Regions from separate parts of the Homo sapiens genome. Here region 1 is linked to region 2. A link is an interaction called in ENCODE POLR2A ChIA-PET data of the cell type or tissue named here. Cell type or tissue: Panc1. All regions are shown on one strand. Each heading gives the region's core, and the rest is flanking DNA. Links, peaks and the distances in the headings are about the cores only. Region 1 overlaps KLHL15 (kelch like family member 15). Region 2 overlaps LOC124905261 (a long non-coding RNA gene).

Region 1 (5,383 bases), core at 299-5,298, 94 kb after region 2:
TTACAGTTTTTGGATGGCTGATCTTATGTGAACATTGAAGAGGTGTGAAAGATGACTTAGCCAGGTGTTGAAGTCTTTTTTTTTTTTTTTTTTTGAGATGGAGTCTTGCTCTGTTGCCCAGGCTGGAGTGCAGTGGTGCGATCTTGGCTCACTGCAGCCTCCGTCTCCCAGGTTCCAGCGATTCTCCTGCCTCAGCCTCCCAAGTAGCTGGGATTACATGTGCCAGCCACCACACCCAGCTAATTTTGGTATTTTTAGTAGAGAGGAGGTTTCTCCATGTTGGCCAGGCTGGTCTTGAACTCCTGACCTCAGGTGATACACCCTCCTCAGCCTCCCAAAGTGTTGGAATTACGGGCGTGAGCCACTGAGCCCGGCTTTTTTTTTTTTTTTTTTTTTTGAAAATGGAACCTCGCTCTGTCGCCCAGGCTGGAGTGCAGTGGTGCAGTCTTGGCTCACTGTGACCTCCACCTGCTGGGTTCAGGAGATTTCTCCTGTCTCAGCCTCCGGAGTAGCTAGGACTACAGGCGCCCGCTACCATGTGCGGCTAATTTTTGTATTTGTTTTGTATTTTATTTTATTTATTTTGAGACGGAGTTTCACTCTTGTCGCCCAGGCTGGAGTGCAGTGGTGCAATCTCAGCTCACTGCAACCTCCGCCTCCCGGGTTCAAGTGATTCTCCTGCCTCAGCCTCCCGAGTAGCTGGGATTACAGATGCCCGCCACCATGCCTGGTTAATTTTTATATTTTTAGTAGAGATGGGGTTTCACCATGTTGGCCAGGCTGGTCTCAAACTCCTGACCTTCAGGTGATCCACCCATCTCGGCCTCCCAAAGTGTTGGGATTACAGGCATGAGCCACCACGCCCGGCCTTTAATTTTTGTATTTTTAGTAGAGACAGGGTTTTACCATGTTGCCCAGGCTGGTCTTGAACTCCTGATCTCAAGTGATCCGCCTGCCTCAGCCTCCCAAAGTGCTGGGATTACAGGTGTGAGCCACCATGCCTGGCCCAGGTGTTGAAGTCTTCATCAAATGTTTGAGAGTGATTGATCAGAAGATGTGTATGGAAGTGACAAGGGGTGACAGAAGATGGATTTTTATCTGAGCAAAAGGCCAAGTTATAGAAAAAGAACAATAGAAAGCTAAGAGAAAGAAGACTTGGAAAGTAGGGCTGTAAGCTCTAAAAGTTTTTTTTTTGTTTTGTTTTTTTTTTTTCTAACACGCGTGGGAGTAGAGCTAGAGGTTGGAGGCAGGAGGCCTGGAAGCTGTGACTTTTAGGAAAACTATGTCTCATTTAAATCAGGTCGAGGAGGGAACTTTCTGTGACCAACCTGAGCATGTAGGGGATTTTGTTTACATTGAAGTAAGGTTCCACAGGGCACAGTGGAAAGGTTTGGGAGAGAATTCAGGGATGGAGGATGGGTCATTGGGGAGGAAGCCGGGAGCTGTGTAAGGATGAGAATTAAGAAGATAGATGGTCTGGGGTGGGGGTATGTGAAAAGGAGAAAATTAATTTGCTTCATAAATAACCCAGTAGACTGAATTAGTGGCCAGGCGCAGTGGCTCACGCCTGTAACCCCACCACTTTGGAAGGCCGAGTCAGACGGATCATCTGAGGTCAGGAGTTTTAGACCAGCCTAGCCAACATGGCGAAACCTGTCTTCACTAAAAATACAAAAATTAGCTGGGCGTGTAGCAGGTGCCTGTAGTCCCAGCTACTCGGGAGGCTGAGGCACAAGAATCGCTTGAACCCGGGAGGCGGAGGTTGTAGTGAGCCGAGATTGTGCCACTGCACTCCAGCCTGGATGACAGAGCAAGACTCCGAAAACAAAAAAATAGACTGAATTAGTTTATTCCGCTGTATTTAAGATATCTAATTATAGTTCTCTATTTTACCTTCATTTCTCTGATATGGAAAGATTTGGTTTAATTTCCTTTAAAATTATATATTTGTATTTTTAAATATATAAGCATTACATCATTATTGTTTTTCAAAGTAAGGGTAATGAGGTAAATGAAAAGAAAGCCTCTCCTGAAAACCTACTACCCAGGGACATTATTTTGGTATATATTTCTCCAGACTTTTTCTCATCTAACAAATATATGCGTATTTAGTTTTCGAAGACGTACTCAGTATACTGCAGTCACTTGTTTTTTTTTTCATACAATATCTGATAAATATTCTTTGTAAAAATAAACTGTTGACATCATTTTAAATTGATAATTTATTGTAGGACTGTATCATGTTTTAATAATTTGTTATTGGACTTTTGAATAGTTTCTGATTTTTAAATAATAAGCCTAGATAGAAAAACCTTATATGTACAACTTGCCTATTTATTTGAATATTTCCTTTAGGTAAATTTCTAGGAGTTTTCAGGTATACTTTTTAGTTTCATTTTTGTCCCTTTTCTCATTATTTAGTATTTGGCTGTGAAATCATTTTTATGTTGCTAATTTTGGAACCTGTTCAAAGTATATTTGATGAACAATATGAAATCAATGGAATAGGCATATATTATTTGTAAGATAACAATTTACCATTGTTTGATATATATATATATATATATATATATATTTTTTTTTTTTTTTTTTGGAAATGGGGTCTTGCTGTCTCCCAGGCTGGCATGTAGTGGCATGATCTTGGCTCACTGCAACCTCCGTCTCCCGAGTTCAAGCGATTCTCCTGTCTTGGCCTCCTGAGTAGCTGGGACTATAGGTGCATGCCACCACACCTGGCTACTTTTTGTATTTTTAGTAGAGTTGGAGTTTCATCGTATTGATCAGGCTGGTCTTGAACTCCTGACCTCAGGTGATCCACCCACTTCGGCCTCCCAAAGTGCTGGGATTACAGGTGTGAGCCACCGCGCCCAGCCGACATATATATTTTTAAGAGATAGGGTCGTGCTCTGTTGCCCAGGCTGGAGTGCAGTGGTGCTATCATAGCTCACTGTAGCCTCAAACTCGTGGGCTGAAGGGAATCTCCCACCTCAGCCTCTGAAGAAGCTGGGGCTGCTGGCAATGTGCCACCATGCCCAGCTACTTTTTTTTTTATTGTTATTATTTTGTAGAGACAGGGATTTGCCATCTTGCCTAGGCTGGTCTCCAACTCCTGGGCTCAAGCGATCTTCCTGCCTTGGCCTCCCAAAGTGCTGGGGTTATAGGCATGAACTATTGATGTATCTTTAATAGATTCTTTTCCTTAGATAGGGAAGCCAGAAATATTAGTCTGCAAACCTTTAGATTGTCTTCTCCCAAAGGACTTGTACATTTTGGACTTAGTCAGTAGAATTGAGATAATAGCAAAAATTGTTAAAACTCTAAGTTAATATTTTCTTCTGAATGCATGGAAGTGTTTAACATTGTTGTCTTTGATTTTTTTCCAGGTGATTCATGGCAGGGGACGTGGAAGGATTCTGTTCCTCCATCCACGACACCAGTGTCTCTGCTGGGTTCAGAGCACTGTATGAGGAGGGATTGCTTCTTGATGTCACTCTGGTTATTGAAGATCATCAGTTCCAGGCCCATAAAGCACTCTTGGCCACCCAGAGTGATTACTTCAGAATTATGTTTACTGCAGACATGAGGGAACGAGATCAGGACAAAATTCATTTAAAAGGTCTAACAGCTACCGGTTTCAGCCATGTCCTGCAATTTATGTACTATGGAACTATAGAGCTGAGTATGAATACCGTTCATGAGATTCTTCAGGCTGCCATGTATGTTCAACTTATAGAAGTGGTGAAGTTCTGCTGCTCTTTTCTCTTAGCGAAGATCTGCCTAGAAAATTGTGCAGAAATTATGAGACTCTTAGATGATTTCGGCGTAAACATCGAGGGAGTCAGGGAGAAGTTAGACACCTTTCTGCTAGACAACTTTGTGCCACTCATGTCTAGGCCTGACTTTCTGTCCTATCTGAGCTTTGAGAAGCTCATGTCTTACTTGGATAATGATCATCTGAGCAGGTTCCCAGAGATAGAGCTGTACGAGGCTGTGCAGTCTTGGCTGCGGCATGATAGAAGACGCTGGAGACATACCGATACCATCATTCAGAATATCCGGTTTTGCTTGATGACCCCAACCAGCGTTTTTGAGAAGGTTAGTGCATTTGAAAGCAATAGACAGTACTCATCATTTAGTTAAGGCAGTGTATGTCTTTATAGATAAGATTCACAGACTTAAGAGCCAAGAATGAATAACTTCATTTTGTTATTTCTTATGTTATTCAAGAATGAATAACATAAGAGTACTTTATGTATAAGAAGCCTGATTTGTTGTGCATTTAGGTTTTGTAAAATACATTTTGTGGGTGAAAGATAAACCACGTAGGTAGTAAAACAGTTTTATTTTAAAAGTACTTTTAAAGTTGAAGCATAATTACTTTATGCAAAATATTACATGTTTGCTGTAGCTTTTCTTTTCATTTCATCAATTAAATCGGAACCGAGTCAGGCTAGATCTCTTTTTAAAAATAAATTTAAGTAATACATGCAGAAATTGGCATTGAGAAGAGTTCTGCATGGTATACATTAATAGAGTTTCTTATTCCTCTAAAATATAGCAAGGACGTACAAAATAGCTCTTGAAAACCAATAGGCCCTAATGGTGATTTTCTTCCCTGCTCTTACCTTCTGGTTTTCCCCGTTTTACTGTGAATACTAACTAAATTTGACAATGAAAACATGTTATATGTCTAAAAACATCATTTTGGCATTTCTAAACAAGTAGACTATAACTCTTCTATCTACATTGATCAACCATCCCTGGGCACATTTTACCATGCAAATAGTTCTCTTAAAAATAGTCTTTCTCTGAAACAGCCTTGGCCTTTTTTTGCATGTAAGCATTTTCATTTTTATATCAGAGTTTCACTTGTGATCCTTTCTTGCCCAAAGGTCATAGAGCACTTTTAGTAATTGCTTAACTTAATTGGTTTCTAATCACATGGTTACCTCTGGGGCTCTGTTTACTTCTTGCATCTTCTCTTTTTTCTAGAAAGCACACTGAAAACTTGGTCGGTCACTTTTCATGTTAAATAGTTCCTCAGCTTTAGTTATTAGACCTGGTTATAAAAATACAGTATCTGCAAAGGAGGGTTGTCTACGCCATTTGAAAAATAAACCCATTTGCGCCTTTGAATAACAGCAGCCTGACATATTTTTTTTTCCTCCAAAATGCTGTGAAACTGAGAATTCAGTTTTGTGGATTTTTGTCTTTTATTCTCAATGTATTGATGTGGCAGAAATAATTGAAACTAAATTATATATATGTATGTATGTATTTTTTTTTTTTTTTTTGAGACAGAGTCTCGCTCTGTCGCCCAGGCTAGAGTACAGTGGCGTGATCTTGGCTCGCTGCAAACTCTGCCTCCCAGGTTCAAGCGATT
Region 2 (5,383 bases), core at 225-5,224:
CACTTGAACCCGGGAGGCAGAGGTTGCAGGGAGCCGAGGTCGCGCCACTGCACTCCAGCCTGGGCAACGAGAGTGAAACTCCATCTCAAAAAATAAAATAAAAATAAATAAATAAAATAACAAAAATAAATAATCCCTCAAGCCTCAAGGAACAGGACAGGGCCCAGTGGCTGTTCCTGTTGTGGCTGGATGTTGAACCACTGGTTCTTGGGGAAGGGGCTTGATTTAAAAAAAAAAAAAAAAAAAAGTTGTGAAAACAAAAATAGGGGCCGGGCGCGGTGGCTCACGCCTGTTATTCCAGCACTTTGGGAGGCCGAGGCGGGAGGATCACTTGAGGTCAGAAGTTCGAGACCAGCTTGACCAACATGGAGAAACCCCATCTCTACTGAAAATACAAAACTTAGCCGGGTGTGGTGGCGCGTGCCTGTAATCTCAGCTACTCAGGAGGCTGAGGCAGGAGAATTGCTTGAACCCGGGAGGCGGAGGTTACGGTGAGTGGAGATCACACCATTGCACTCCAGCCTGGGCAACAAGAGCGAAACTCCGTCTCAAAAAAAAAAAAAAAAAAAAAGAAAAGAAAAATAGAAAAGACTGAAAATAAGTGAGTTATATATTCAATTCAGGATCTTAGACTGAAAAAAGTAAACCCCAAAGAAGTAGAAAGATGGGTATAAAGTCTATAAGAGCAGAAATTAATGACAGAAAGGAAAGAAAAAGGCAATCAGTGCAACCAAAATCTTGTTCTCTGACAAAACTACTAAAATAGAAAAAATTGTTGGGCACAGTGGCTGTCGCCTATAAACCCAGTTACTCAGGATCCTGAGGCAGGAGGATCACTTGAGCTCAGGAGTTCAAGGCTACAGTGAGTTATGATCCTGCCACTGTACCCTAGACTAGGCGACAGAGTTAGACACCATCTCTAATTTAAAAAAGAAAAAGGAAAAAATTCCAGCAAGTCTGATCATCAGAAAGGAGTGAGAAGAGAGAAAATAAACAATAATAGGAACAGAAAGGAAATATAACAAATGATAACAGTAGAGATTTTTAATAACATATGAGAACACTGTGAACAACCTTGTCCCAGGACATTTGAAAACCAAGACACGATGGAAAGATTTCAAGAAAAATACAGATTACCAAAATAGGAACTGATAATCAAGTATCTCTCACGATAAGAAATATGAAGCCCACACAGTTTTACTAAAAAGTCTTACCAAACCTTCAAAGGAAAGATAATCTCTCCATATTAAATAATTCTGAAATAACATATTTCAGAAAACAGAAAGAGTGGGAAATTTACTCAGCCCATATTACGAGCTAATACAAACTTAATATCAAATTCACAAAACTGTGTTAAAAAATAATGTTTTAGACCAATCTCACTTATTAACATGCATGCAAAACTTCTAAATAAAATAACAAGCCGGATGCAGTGGTGCGTGCCTGTAGTCCCAGCTAACTGGAGGCTGAGGCAGGAGGATCTCCTAAGCCCAGGAATTTGAGACCAGCCATTGCAACATAGCAAGACCCCAACTCTAATAAAAAAAAAAAAAAACAGTAACAAACCAAATTTTAGCAGACCTCATCTCTAATAAAAATAATATGCCAGGCACGGTGGCTCATGCCTATAATCCCAACAGTTTGGAAGCCTGAGGTAGGTGGATCTCTTGAGCCCAGGAGTTCAAGACCAGCCTGGGCAACATAGTGAGACCTCTCTACAAAACACTTTTTAAAATTAGCCAGCTGTTGTGGCGCACACCTCTAGTCCCAGCTACTTGGGAGGCTGAGGTGGAAGGATCGCTTCAGCCTGGGAGGTGGAGGTTGCAGTGAGCCGAAATTGTGCCACTGCACTCCAGCCTGGGTGACAGAGCAAGACCCTGTCTCAAGAAATAAATAAATAAAAATAAAAAGTAATGTGTTATGACTAAGTAGAATTTTATGAGGAATGCATGAAGAAGGGTTCAACATCGGAAAATCTAGCAAAATATTTTACAGATTAAAGGGAAAATATAATCATTTCGTGACATAAAGAAGAGACAAACACTCATTATTTAAAACAAAACAGGCCGGGCACGGTGGCTCATGCCTGTAATCCCAGTATTTTGGGAGGCCAAGGTGGGCGGATCACCTTGAGGTTAGGAGTTCAAGACCAGCCTGGCCAACATGGTGAAACCCTGTCTCTACTAAAAATACAAAAATTATCTGGGTGTGGTGGCACAAGCCTGCAGTCCCAGCTACTCGGGAGGCTGAGGCACAATAATCACTTGAACCTGGGAGGTGAAGGTTGCAGTGAGCCAAGATCGTGCCATTGCACTCCAGCCTGGGTGACAGAGTGAGACCCTGTCTCAAAAAATAATAATAATTAAGGCCGGGCACAGTGGCTCACACCTGTAATCCCAGCACTTTGGGAAGCCGAGGTGGACGGATCACCTGAGGTCAGAAGTTCGAGACTAGCCTGGCCAACGTGGTGAAACCCTGTCTCTACTAAAAATACAAAAAATTAGCCAGGCATGGTGATGGGTGCCTGTAATACCAGCTACTCAGGAGGCTGATGCGGGAGAATCACTTAAACCCGGGAGGCAGAGGTTGCAGTGAGTCGAGACCATGCCATAGCACTCCAGCCTGGCCAACAAGGGCAAAACTTAGTCTCAATAATAATAATTATTATTATTTAAATGAAAAACTTCTAAGAGAATTAGAATTAAAAGGAAATGTCCTTAATCTGGAAAAAGAAATCTATTTTAAAAACAACACTGTAGTAGAGGCAGGACTTCCAGTGAAGATGGAAGACAAATCCTCTTCCAGAAAAGTAACTATAAAGATGGACAAAATTGACAAAAACAATTGTACAATGATCTGAGAAGTGGTCATGCCTGAAAAATTGCTGAACTTTGTGCAAGAAGAGTGGGAGTCTGCAGTGTTCTTCCCTGGGGCCTCTCCCAGATTCCAGCTCCCTTAGCGTGAAAGTTCTGCTAAGGCTGGGTTGGCTGTGAGGTTGGCAGCTTTGCTGCCATAGTCAAAGTGGTCTCACTCACTTGGGAACAGTGGGTAATGTCCATGCACAGTAGCACAGTCAGAGGAAGTGACGATCTCAGCAAAGGGTGGGAGGGGATGATATACATCTCTCTTAGTCTGGGGTTGCCATTGTGGTTGCAGCAAGCACATTCCTGGCTGAGACTGTGTATACAGCAAAATCAGACAAAATGGTCTTTAAGATAAGAAATATTACTAAAGACAAAGAGGTACATTTCATGTTGATAAAAGGTTCAATACATCAGGAAGATATAACAATTATACACTGATATATACCTAATGAGAGCCTCAGAATACATGAAGCAAAAAGTGAAAGAATTCAAAGGGGAAAGAGACAATCAGCAATAATAGGCAAAGATTACAATACCTCATTCTTGATAACAGAGTGAAAAGAAAACTTTTTGTTTAAGAAGAAAACTTTTTTAAAAGTTTTTTTTAAAAAGACAGAGTTTCAATATGTTGCCCAGGCTGGTCTGAAGCTCCTGGACTCAAGTGATCCTCCCGCTTCAGCGTCCGGAGTAGCTGGGACTACAGGCATGTAACACTGTGCCTGGCATAGAGAGAAAATTTGAACAACACTATTGTAGTAGACATAGTCCCTCCAAAATATCCACATCCTAATCTCCACAACTTGTGAGTACGTTATCTTACATGATAAAAGAGACTTTGCAGATGTGATTAAGTTAAAGATCTCAAGGCGGAAGGATTGTCCTGGATTATCTGGGTGGGCCCAATGTCATCACAAGGGTCCTTAGAAGTGAAAGAGGGAGGCAGAAGAGTGAATGTCGCAGTGATGTAATGTGAGAACGACATAAGCAACCTATTGCTGACTTTGAAGATGGAAGGAGACCATAAGCCAAGGAATTCGGGGCAGCTTGTAGAAGCTGAAATTGCAAGAAAATCCCCTAGAGCACCCAGAAAAGAATGCAGCCTTGTCAACATCTTCCCCTCACCCAGTGAGACCTATTGCAAACTTCTGACCTCCAGAACTATATGATAACAAATATGTGTCGTTTTAAGCCACTAAGTTTGTGGCAACTTGTTACAACAGGAATAAAAAATGAATACTACTATCAACTGACTCCATCTAACTAACAATTTTAGAACAGTCCACTCATCCAGTTCAGAATACACATTCTTTTCAAGTAGACATGAAACATTCTCCAAGATAGAGCATATCAATAGGTATAAAACAAGCCTCAATAAATTTAAAAGAACTGGAATCATACAGAGTGTGTGGTACTCTGACCACAACGGAATCAAACTAGAAATCAAAATCTCGAAACATATGGGAACTAAACACACCGCTAAATAATCCACGAGTCAAAGAGGGAACTTCAAGGGAAACTTTTAAAACACAGTAAATTCAAAAAAGATAAATACTGTGCGGTTCTACTTAAATAAGGTATCTAAATTAGTCAAATTCATAGAAATAAAAAGCAGAATGGTGGTTCCCAGGAGCTAAGAGGAAGGGAGAAGGGTGAGTTGTTTAGTAGGTGTAGGGTTTCAGATCTGCAAGATGAAAAAGTTCCGGAGATCTGTTTCACAGCAACAAGCTGGATGATTAAAATAGCAAATGTTTATATGTTTTTTATCACAGATTAAAAGGTAAACACATTACATATTTTGGGAAAACTGGAAAGAAAAATTAATCACCTTTATCAAAATAAAAATGAATACAGTGAACTGCATGAAAGTGAAAATACATTATCAATTATTTGTAGAACATTAGCTGAAGCAGTATTAAGAGGGGAAGAAATATCTCAAAGCAATAATCTAAGCTCCCAATAGAAGAGCCTAGGAAAATAAGAGTAACATAAACCCAAATAAAGCAGAAAGGAGGAAATAATAAAGATAAGATCAGAAAAAAAAAATAGAGAAAAGTCAACAGAACAAAAAGCTGGGTTCTTGGGAAAAGACCAATAAAATTGACAAACCTCTAGCAAGATAGTTGAGAGAGAGAGGAAGGACATAAACTACCAATATCAGGAATGGAACAGGGGATATCACCGGAGACCTTGTAGACATCAAAGGATAAGGGGATACCACAAACAATTCTACACAGAAAAATTTGTCTTTTTTTCCCCCTTTTTGTGGAGAACAGGGTCTCGCTATATTGCCCAGGCAGGTCTCGAACTCCTAGGCGAAGCTATCCTCCTGCCTCTGCCTCCCTAAATTCTGGGATTTACAGGTGTGAGCCACTGCACTTGGCCAAAACTTTGACAACTAAGATGAAGTGCAGCAATTCACCTAAAGACACAAACTAATAATGCACCCAATATGAAATACATAATTTGAATAGTCCTATATATCTTAAAGAAATTGAATTCTTACTCTTAAAAATCCCATG

What was found. ChIA-PET counts read pairs that join two places held together with the same protein. Peaks named below come from ENCODE experiments on the same cell type or tissue, not always from the same donor. Only the 100,000 strongest peaks of a DNase experiment are listed, where the experiment ranks them.
Region 1: POLR2A ChIA-PET joins it to region 2 with 5 read pairs; 2 of 35 experiments call an interaction of 5 or more read pairs at or near these places.

Annotation. Positions count from the first base shown.
Region 1 is chrX:24,004,701-24,010,083 of GRCh38, reverse strand. It overlaps KLHL15 (kelch like family member 15), which reads left to right. Exons shown (of 4, transcript NM_030624.3): 3 at 3,384-4,095. The coding sequence starts at 3,391. Among named protein-coding and RNA genes, the nearest start is that of KLHL15, 20 kb to the left of the region's middle. RefSeq lists a silencer at 3,898-4,192. In Panc1, for the core only: no CTCF peak of the experiment used is centred there; no DNase peak of the experiment used is centred there.
Region 2 is chrX:24,098,618-24,104,000 of GRCh38, reverse strand. It overlaps LOC124905261 (a long non-coding RNA gene), which reads right to left. Exons shown (of 2, transcript XR_007068415.1): 2 at 1,030-3,177. Among named protein-coding and RNA genes, the nearest start is that of EIF2S3, 46 kb to the right of the region's middle. In Panc1, for the core only: no CTCF peak of the experiment used is centred there; no DNase peak of the experiment used is centred there; H3K27ac peaks cover 851 bases.